Linked DNA regions of Homo sapiens: regions 2 and 3 are each linked to region 1. Evidence: chromatin contacts called from ENCODE Hi-C or POLR2A ChIA-PET data. All regions are on one chromosome and are shown on one strand. Each heading gives the region's core, a stretch centred on a gene start or an enhancer-like site at or near the end of the contact. The rest is flanking DNA. Distances are from core to core; before and after follow the strand shown. Region 1 holds the start of TEDC2 (tubulin epsilon and delta complex 2). Region 2 holds the start of ELOB (elongin B). Region 3 holds the start of FLYWCH2 (FLYWCH family member 2).

Region 1 (2,700 bases), core at 85-2,584:
GGAGGACAGGCTCCAGTACTTCCCTGACCTGATGGTGCCAACCTGGACACCACCACACAGCTGCTTCATTCTGCCAGCTTCTGAGCATGAGCCTCAGGGGTATGCCACAGGGCTCGATGCCCTGCCTTCCCTGTCACCCCAAATCCCAGGCTCCTTGCTAGCCAGGGTCTGAGGAGGCAGAGACAGAAGTCCCTCCAGTGAGGGTCCGGGAAACCTACCCCTTCTCCTTGAGTGTGAAGGCTTCTGGGGCCTGAGGAGCAGCGGATGGGGCCATTTGCTGGTCCCTGAGGCCCGCCCCAGGCCTGGGGGTTCGGGCTCCCATCCCAACACGGGTCCCATCCCCCACTGACAGCAGCCGGCGCTCAGGGTGGCCCTTGGCAGGCACCGTGGTCTGGCGGAGGCCCTTGGTGGGTCTCGTGTCTGAAGCATGGCCACCAGCTTGGCCTGGGGAATGCGGTGGGGCGGAGGCTGTCGTGCCAGAAGAGGTGACAATGGACCTAGATTTCAGGCTGGGGGCCTTGTCTCTCTCTCCGGCCTTAGTGATGCCTCTTCGAACTCGTACAGCCTTCTCCAGTGCCTGGGTCAGAAACTCCAACTCTTTGAGGTCTTGTGGACTGGGTGTGCATGCTGTGAAAGCCAAGAATTATGCAGGGATCTCTCCCCACTGTCCCCCAGGAGGGTTCCTCACAACTGCACGCCAGCAGACAGGCCAGAGCAGCACCTGGAGAAGGCGGGTGGTGGAGGTTTACCTGGAAGGGGGTCCTCTCCATTAGTTTCTGGCCCTGGAGGTGGCTTCAAAGCCCGGGTCCCAGTTGGTTCCCTGCAAAGACACGGGCAGCCGTCGCACGGCCAGGAGGCAGGGCCCAGCCCAAACAGACCCGAGGGGGCCGCCGGGCCCCGCGGCAGGCCCCCAGCTCAGAGCCTGCAGGGTAAGGAGGGTGGCACTGACAACCCACAGCTCCGAAGTGGGCGGCTGCGCCCGGTCTCCCAGCCCTGGGCGCTCGGGGCGGGACTCTGAGGGCCCGAGGGAGGTCTGGCCAGTGGGTCCGGGGTCCGCGTACCAGGCATGCAGCAGCCGACGGCAAACGCGCAGGCTCTGCTCCAATTGCAATTGTCGCTGTGCGCAGGCGTCCAGGGCGCCCTGCAGCTCGGCCACCAGCCTGGGGGACGCACCGGCGGCTCAGCACCTCGGCCAGCGTCGGGCCTCGGGCCCCGCGCCTGGCTACCGGCCCGCCCGCATCCTCCCACCCCCTCCTGCCGCGCAGGCCTCACCGGCGCGAGCAGCCCGCCGGCAGCATGAAGGCGGCGGCGTCTCCTTGCAATTTGCCGCCTCTGAAGAGCCACGCCCCTTCCGGGAGGGAAGGCCGCCCCTTCCCGGCCGGGCTGCCCAATCCTGAACCGGGGCTCAGGGGCCGCCCCCGAAGCTTTCTCTCCCTCCTTGCGGGCAAGCCTCAAGCCCCGCCCACTCCTGCCTCCCAGGTCTGACGGGGACTCCGGCTCGGAGCTGGGCCCCCGAGGCCGCCAGGGAGGTGACTGCGGGCGACGCCGGGATTTTGGTTTGGGTAACTGGGTAGATGGGGGCGCCATTATCGCGCTTCTCTTGCAGGGGGCCGGTGAAGGTTATACGAGAGGCTCCATCTGTCCTTATTGAAAGTGCTCTTAACGCAGGGACCAGCCGTCTTGCTGACGCCTGGGCCACCGAGCACAGGGACAGGACGGGGTTGCTGGAGGTGAGGATTCCGCGTGTCAGGGGCGGGGATGAAGGAGGAGAAAGTGTTCACTTTTGGACATGTGACGTGATAGCACTGGGCAGAGGGGAGGAAGCTCAGACCTTGGAGCAGTGGGCCAGGCGAGGTGGCCCCTGGTGGGGCAGGGGACGGGTAGGGACAGATCACGGGGCCCACGCAATGGCCAGGGAGGTGGAGGAGCAGTAGGACAGTGTCACAGAGGCAACAGGAGGCTGTCACGGGAGGGAGTGGGTCACAGGCCAAGTGCTGCTGAGGCCTCGGCGGTGTACACAGCACAGCAGGGGGGCGGGGGTACAGGGCCTTCGGTGATGCGGGGGACACCTGAGGGAGGAAGTGAGGAAGGCAGCAGGGCCCCATGTAGTTGGTGTTAACAAGAATAAACAATTAGGGGGCAAGAAATCCCAGGCGGTAGCTGAAAGAAAAACAGAGCCTGGGGTTGCTGTTTAAAGATGGGACAGGTGAGTCCATTCCATAGTCGTTAATGGGAAGGTGCCATCGCAGAGGGGAAGGAGGGCACAAAGGGAGTTGTCAGGGAGGTTGGGACCCAGGCAGCTCTGGCCCAGCGCTCCGGGTGGGCCCCTCCATCAGCGGTGGGGGAGGGTGACGGTGGCCCTGCCTCCCTGGAGATTCTCTGTGAAGGAGGAGGCAGGGAAATGCTCAGTCAGCAGGTGGGTGATGCAGGAACCCACCCACCACAGGCAGGCGGGGCCAGGTCCCCCTGGAGTGGTTTCCTCCTTCAGGTGCAAGCTGGGAGAAAGCAGAGAACTGACTCCATGCAGAGTTGGGATTAAGAGCCCCTGGACAAGGGGCCGAGGCAGTGAAGGACGTCCATCACTCATCTGCCACTATCCTCCTCACATTTAATCCTCACAACACCCCTGTGAGGTAGGTATCATTGCCCCCCTTACAGATGAGGAAACTGAGGCTCACACATGCCCAGGGGCACACAGTC
Region 2 (2,700 bases), core at 128-2,627, 320 kb before region 1:
CCCCTTCAGCCTCCCAAAGTGCTGGGATTACAGGCGTGAGCCACCGCCCCCAGCCAGACACTGCGACTGAGAAAGAAATTTTAGCCTGGCCAAGAGCTCTTCCCAGCAATTACCTGTCCAATGCCTCATGACTCACGTCATGAAGAAGAGACAGGTTCTGCAGGGACTGCGATGCTGAGGACCCTGGGAGCGGGGGTAGGGGCTGCAGTGAACCGCAGTGAAGGAAGTCACACGAGGGAAGGGACTTTGGAGGACTCCCCAGGGAGGAGCCACATTCCACAAGTCAAAAGTAGCAATAACTAGAATTACAGCTTAGAAAACACAAATGCAGCGCTAAGACTTGCCGAGGTTCTACGCAGTTCAAAAACTGTTCCTCTCCCATCTACAACAGGAGGAAACTGGGCTTTGATGAGGTTAACGGCCCATGGCCACAGTCAGCAGCGGAGCCCAGGGCTGCTCCTTCGCCTCTCTAGATGCCGAGGCAAAAATCGCACCTCCACCTTCCACCCCTCTCTCAACAGCCCTCAAAGCGCAGCTCGGAGGACTGCAGGGCGGTTTGGCGTCCAGGGCCACCCTCTGGCTCATCTCTCCAACGCCGCCTCCGACACCCGCCCAGCACGACCCAGCCTGGGGTGTCTCTGCAAGGGAGAGGTCAAGTGGGGGGCCCTCACTCTCATGTAAATGTAACTTGGGGCGATGCAGGATAGTGTCCAGCATTCAGGAAACAGGGCCTTGGTGGAAAGAGCGGCCAGCCAGGAGAATCAAGTCTCTAGGCCTTTTCAGAGCCGAAATGCAGCCAAGCAGGAAGGCGGACAGGCGCCCAGGGCTCCTGGGGCAAGGAGCTGCCCCTTCCCTCCTCCTGCGAAGAGCGGTCGCCAACCGCTCCCGTGCCTCCTCTTCTAGCCCAAGGAGTTCGCCCGGGCCATCCCTAAGCCCAACAGCAGCCCCCAGGGCTCTTCACAGGTCATAAGCCCCTCTGAGCGGCGACAGTCCTCGCATCCAGCCCGGGTCAGGGAGCGGGGGTGACTGTCCCCAGCACGGCGGCCAGAAGACCCCAAATGCGGAGCCTGCCCAAGATGGCGGCCACGACTACGCCGCGACAAGACGGCCCCGAGCTCGGTGTGCCCGAGCTTGGAGCCCGCCGGACCGCACCAACACGGGGACCTCCCCTCTGCCAGTCCCAAGACGGCGCCACCGCCTCCAAAGGCCATGCCCGCCGTCGGGATGGCGGCCGCACGCCCCTCGATACCGCCCGCTTCCAGATCACTTAAAATGGCGGCGGCTGCGGGGCGGCACGGGGCGGGGCTGCGCCGGGGGAAGGGACGCGGCGCGGGGCATGCTGGGCCACGCGCGGGCTGCCGGGAACGGGGCGGAGCGCGGCTGCGCCGGCGCGTCGAGGGGAGAGGCAGCAGCCGCGATGGTGAGCGGGCGTGGGGGAGGGGCGGCCGGGCCGGGCCGGGGGCGGCGGGGGGCGGCTGGGCCGCGCGGGGGGCCCGGGCTTCGTGCTCACGCCGGCCCGCCGCCCCCAGGACGTGTTCCTCATGATCCGGCGCCACAAGACCACCATCTTCACGGACGCCAAGGAGTCCAGCACGGTGTTCGAACTGAAGCGCATCGTCGAGGGCATCCTCAAGCGGCCTCCTGACGAGCAGCGGCTGTACAAGGTGGGTCCCGCGGGCGGGCCGAGGGGAGCGGGTACCCGGCGCCGGGCACGGGGCTGACGCCTACGCTGTCCGCGATGTAAACAGTAGCGGCCGGCGACGCCTGCGGGCGCCCGAGCCGCGGGACTGGGACATCCGTTGTGCGGGTGAAGCGCGAGCTGCGCTCGCCGCGGGGATCTCCGGTCCGGGGGCGATGTTTAGACCTCGTGCCGGGCCCCGGGCGCCGAGGGCACCGTGGCATGCAACCCCTGCAACGGTATCGCCCGCGCCGTGCAGTTGACGAAATTGAGGTTCGGCTTGGTCGCTTAACCAGCCAAAGGTCATTGGCAGCGCCAGGGTTCGAACCACGACCCCTTAATCCCCACCCTTCTTCGCAGGCCCATCGGAATCACGCTGTCCCCCCGGACACTCCTTCGGGTGGAGGGTGGGGAACTCAGTGAATGCAAAGAAAGTCAGGTCCCACTCGTTCTTCACCAAGCAACCGTTTGTTATTACCTCCCGACCTCCTGCTGATGTCCTAGAAGCCCCCCTTTCCCCTTGCAAACGAACTGAGATTATTCAGTCAGAATGGCTTGGGGTTTGGGGTCTGCATTGGGGAGTCAGATGCATCAGCCTCTGATTTACGTCTCCCAACATTGTGAGGTTGTCGCCCAAGTGCATTGTTCAGATTCTAGAGCTGGAAACTGGGAAACTGACTTTTAGCTCCAGGCTCAGAGCCTCAGCTCCCATGGTCTCTAAAGGCCTTTCCTCACTCATAACTACTGGGACTTAGCAAATATTAAATGACCGTGCCTGTGCATGTCCCGTGTGCCACATGTCTACTTAGTGCTTTATGTTTCTTCCTAGCTCATTGAAACCCTCTGGTGGCCCTACGAATTGAGAATTCTGGTAATTCCTAGTTTACAGATGAGGAAACTTTGCATCAAAAGGCTCAACTACCAGCCAGCCGTGGTGGCATGGTCCTGTAGTCCCAGCTACTCTGAAGGCTGAGGCAGGAGAATTGCTTGAGCCCAGGAGTTCCAAGCTGGAGGGGGCTATG
Region 3 (2,700 bases), core at 20-2,519, 420 kb before region 1:
CCCAAAGTGCTAGGATTACAGGCGTGAACCACCGCGCCCGGCCTGTGTTGCTTTAAGCCACCTTATTTGTTAGGACAGCAACAGGAAACTAATACAAGGTTCAATCCCTCACTGACGATGTTCTGGACGACAGGACCCCTGCCTGGTGCCTCATGGTGGACCCACAGAATCATCTTCATACGCACGGGGGAGAAACATCACTAATGTCCACCAGCACCGGCATCCTCAGCCGCGAGGACAAATCCCTTACCCTCCCAGCAGGTTTCATCTGCGTAACGGAAATAGTGGTGAATTTATCAGGGGCTGTTAATAGATGACAGGCAAGGGTGAAGTCATCGCAAAAGTTCCCAGACGATATGGACAGCTGCTCCCCAATAATTACTGCTCCACGCAGTCCACAGCGGGGCTGTTATTGACCCCGACAGGATGACGGGACACTAAGGTGTGCAGTACACGTCCTCACAGGGAGATTTAAAAAACCGGCAGTGACCCCTGCCCCAAGAAGGCCAAGAACTGCTACTCTAAGGTGTGCAGCGCGGAGCTTCCCCACCATGGCAATTTCAGCCATGGCAGCTCCTTCCCCTAATCACCAGGGCTCAGAATCTTTATTTCACTCCTTTACCCAATGCAATTGGCATCAAACGCGGGCTGGGCTGCGCCCAAATGGTCCCAGCTCCCCGGCTCTCTCCTCTCTCAAGAATACCCACACCCTGAGGCCCCGAGTGTCTCCCCCGCCCCAGTATCTCACGCCTCCAACTCGCTGCCGTCCCTGCAGGGACCTCCCGAGCTGCAACCGTGGGACGAGGCCGGCGGGGGTTGGGGGGTGCCGGGAAGGCAGCGCTGGGCGCGGCGGACACGGCCAGGGACCGGCGGGCGAGTGCGGACCTCCTTCGTGTGGGGGTGTTGAGGCTTTGGACAAGGGACTGGAGGGGGTGGGGAAGGAGGGGCGAGAGGCAAAGAGGGAATCGCGGGAGACCCCACAGGAGGCGGCCTGAGCACCAGGACGCGGACCCCTCCTCAGCACCCGCAGCCCTCGGGACCCCCGAGAGAGCCGGGCCGGGGACTCGTCCATGCCGAGGACGCAGGACCCTCCCCGCCCGCCAGGGCCCGTCCTCACCGACGACAGCGGTGCCCTCCCTCTCCGGCGACAGCGCCGCGGCGGGTCCCTCAGCCTCCGCGCCAAGGGCCCCAGCCTCAGCTCGCGCTGTTACCTCAAGCCGGGGTCACAGCGCGAGCATGCGCAGCAAGGCCGCGGGTGCCCTGTCTTCTGGCTGGGGCCGCTCCTCCGCGTCTTGCCCGTGCGGCGTAGAGCTGGCGTCCGGCCAATCGGAGGGCGGAGGCGGGGCCAAAATTCAGTAAGGGGGCGGGGACACCCGGGATTGAGTGTCGCCGTCAGGGGCGGAGCCTCGGGGGACCTGCGGCCTGGATCCGGGTTGCGGGCGAGGTTATCCCAGCACCAGTGGGTTGGGCTTCACTGCGACCCCCGGGCTTCCTCACGGATTTGACTCCGGCTCTCTGCGGGGAAAACTGGAGCATTTGTTTAAAGGTTTTGCTCTCCCCCGTCGCGATACCGAGCGTGCGGAGGGAAGGTGTTTAGGCTCATGGAAGCCACTGCCTTGCTTTAAGCTCTGCATCCTTGACGACGCAGCAGCCTCATCCGCGCCATTGGTCCAGCCCTCGTCTATTAGTTTAGCCCCTGCCCATTGGTCCAGCCCTCGCCCAATAGTCCCGCCCTCTCTCTGTAGTTCAGCCCCTGTCCATTCATCCTTTCTCGTTATTGGTCCAGCCCTGGCCCATTGGGCCCACCCGTGCCCACGGGCCCCGCCCTCTCCGTGCCCAACCACGTTCACCCGGCCCAAGGGGTGCCCGGGACACTCGCCATCCTCCAGCCACCCACTGCAGTGGGACTGGGCTGGGTCCGGGCACAGGGAGCTGTGGGGCCCTGGGCGCTGCTTTCCTGGGACACTTGGCTGCAGCGTCCAGAGCGGCCCCCGCACAGCCCCCTAGGCTCACCGCGGCTCTCCCAGCCCCGCGGGGTCGCCCCCACTACCCCGGCCACCTTGGTCCCCCTAAGCCTGGCTCCGCGCCCCGCCCCCCTCGCTCTAAAGCGGCCGCTGAATGTGCCACCGCCCCAGGGCTCCAGGGTCCAGGTCGAGATCCTCTGGGGCCTCCCGCACCTTCCGCCTTCTCACGTCCGAATGCCAGCGTCGCTGCACGCCCTTCCTCTGCCCTGCCCCTCCCGGCCCTGGCTCTGCAGGTCTCTGAATCCCACCGTGGACTCCGCTACCAAGGCTCCCGCTGCCCCCATCCCACTATCCTATCTCCCCGGGCATTGTCTGGTGTCATTCAAGGCCTTTGTGCTTTTTTTTTTTTTTTAGAAACGAGAATTGCGCTCTGTCGCTCAGGCTGGAGTGCAGTGGCGTGATCTCGGCTCGCTGCAACCTCTGCCTCCCGGGTTCAAGCAATTCTCATGCCTCAGCCTACTGAGTAGCCGGGATTACGGGCGCCCGCCACCACGCCCGGCTAATTTTTGTACTTTTAGTAGAGACGGGTTTCACCATGTTGGCCAGGCTGGTATTGAACTTCTGACCTCAGGTGATCCACCCGCCTCGGCTTCCTAAAGTGCTGGGATTACAAGAGTGAGCCACCGTGCCCAGCTACCTTTGTGCATTTATTTGCTGTTATCTATTAATCATTCAC

Evidence for each region. Hi-C counts contacts between places; a loop is a spot of excess contacts on that map. ChIA-PET counts read pairs that join two places held with the same protein, here RNA polymerase II (POLR2A). Pooled maps may share reads with other maps.
Region 2: a pooled map shows a loop between it and region 1 (4-fold over the local background). The contact joins the promoter of ELOB here to the promoter of TEDC2 in region 1. A Hi-C loop is called at or near these places in 2 of 50 pooled maps. POLR2A ChIA-PET finds 5 or more read pairs at or near these places in 3 of 52 experiments (GM12878, H1 and activated CD4-positive, alpha-beta T cell).
Region 3: a loop to region 1 is called in a pooled map, with 9 times the contacts of the local background. The contact joins the promoter of FLYWCH2 here to the promoter of TEDC2 in region 1. A Hi-C loop is called at or near these places in 7 of 50 pooled maps. POLR2A ChIA-PET finds 5 or more read pairs at or near these places in 2 of 52 experiments (H1 and OCI-LY7).

The regions. Positions count from the first base shown.
Region 1 is chr16:2,458,743-2,461,442 of GRCh38, reverse strand. It overlaps TEDC2 (tubulin epsilon and delta complex 2), which reads right to left and starts at 1,334. Exons shown (of 10, transcript NM_025108.3): 1 at 1,273-1,334; 2 at 1,062-1,160; 3 at 750-820; 4 at 219-627. The coding sequence starts at 1,298. LOC105371050 (a long non-coding RNA gene) reads left to right here and starts at 1,465. Exons shown (of 5, transcript NR_188689.1): 1 at 1,465-1,529; 2 at 1,607-1,730; 3 at 2,489-2,633. CCNF (cyclin F) reads right to left here. Exons shown (of 17, transcript NM_001761.3): 17 at 2,589-2,700. RefSeq lists a silencer at 996-1,345 and enhancers at 1,726-1,815, 2,046-2,700.
Region 2 is chr16:2,775,957-2,778,656 of GRCh38, reverse strand. It overlaps ELOB (elongin B), which reads left to right and starts at 1,377. Exons shown (of 4, transcript NM_007108.4): 1 at 1,377-1,420; 2 at 1,530-1,664. The coding sequence starts at 1,418. RefSeq lists enhancers at 1-399, 1,047-1,186 and a silencer at 1,257-1,386.
Region 3 is chr16:2,881,784-2,884,483 of GRCh38, reverse strand. FLYWCH2 (FLYWCH family member 2) reads right to left here and starts at 1,269. Exons shown (of 4, transcript NM_138439.3): 1 at 1,118-1,269. RefSeq lists silencers at 834-893, 984-1,153, 1,654-2,123 and an enhancer at 1,852-2,352.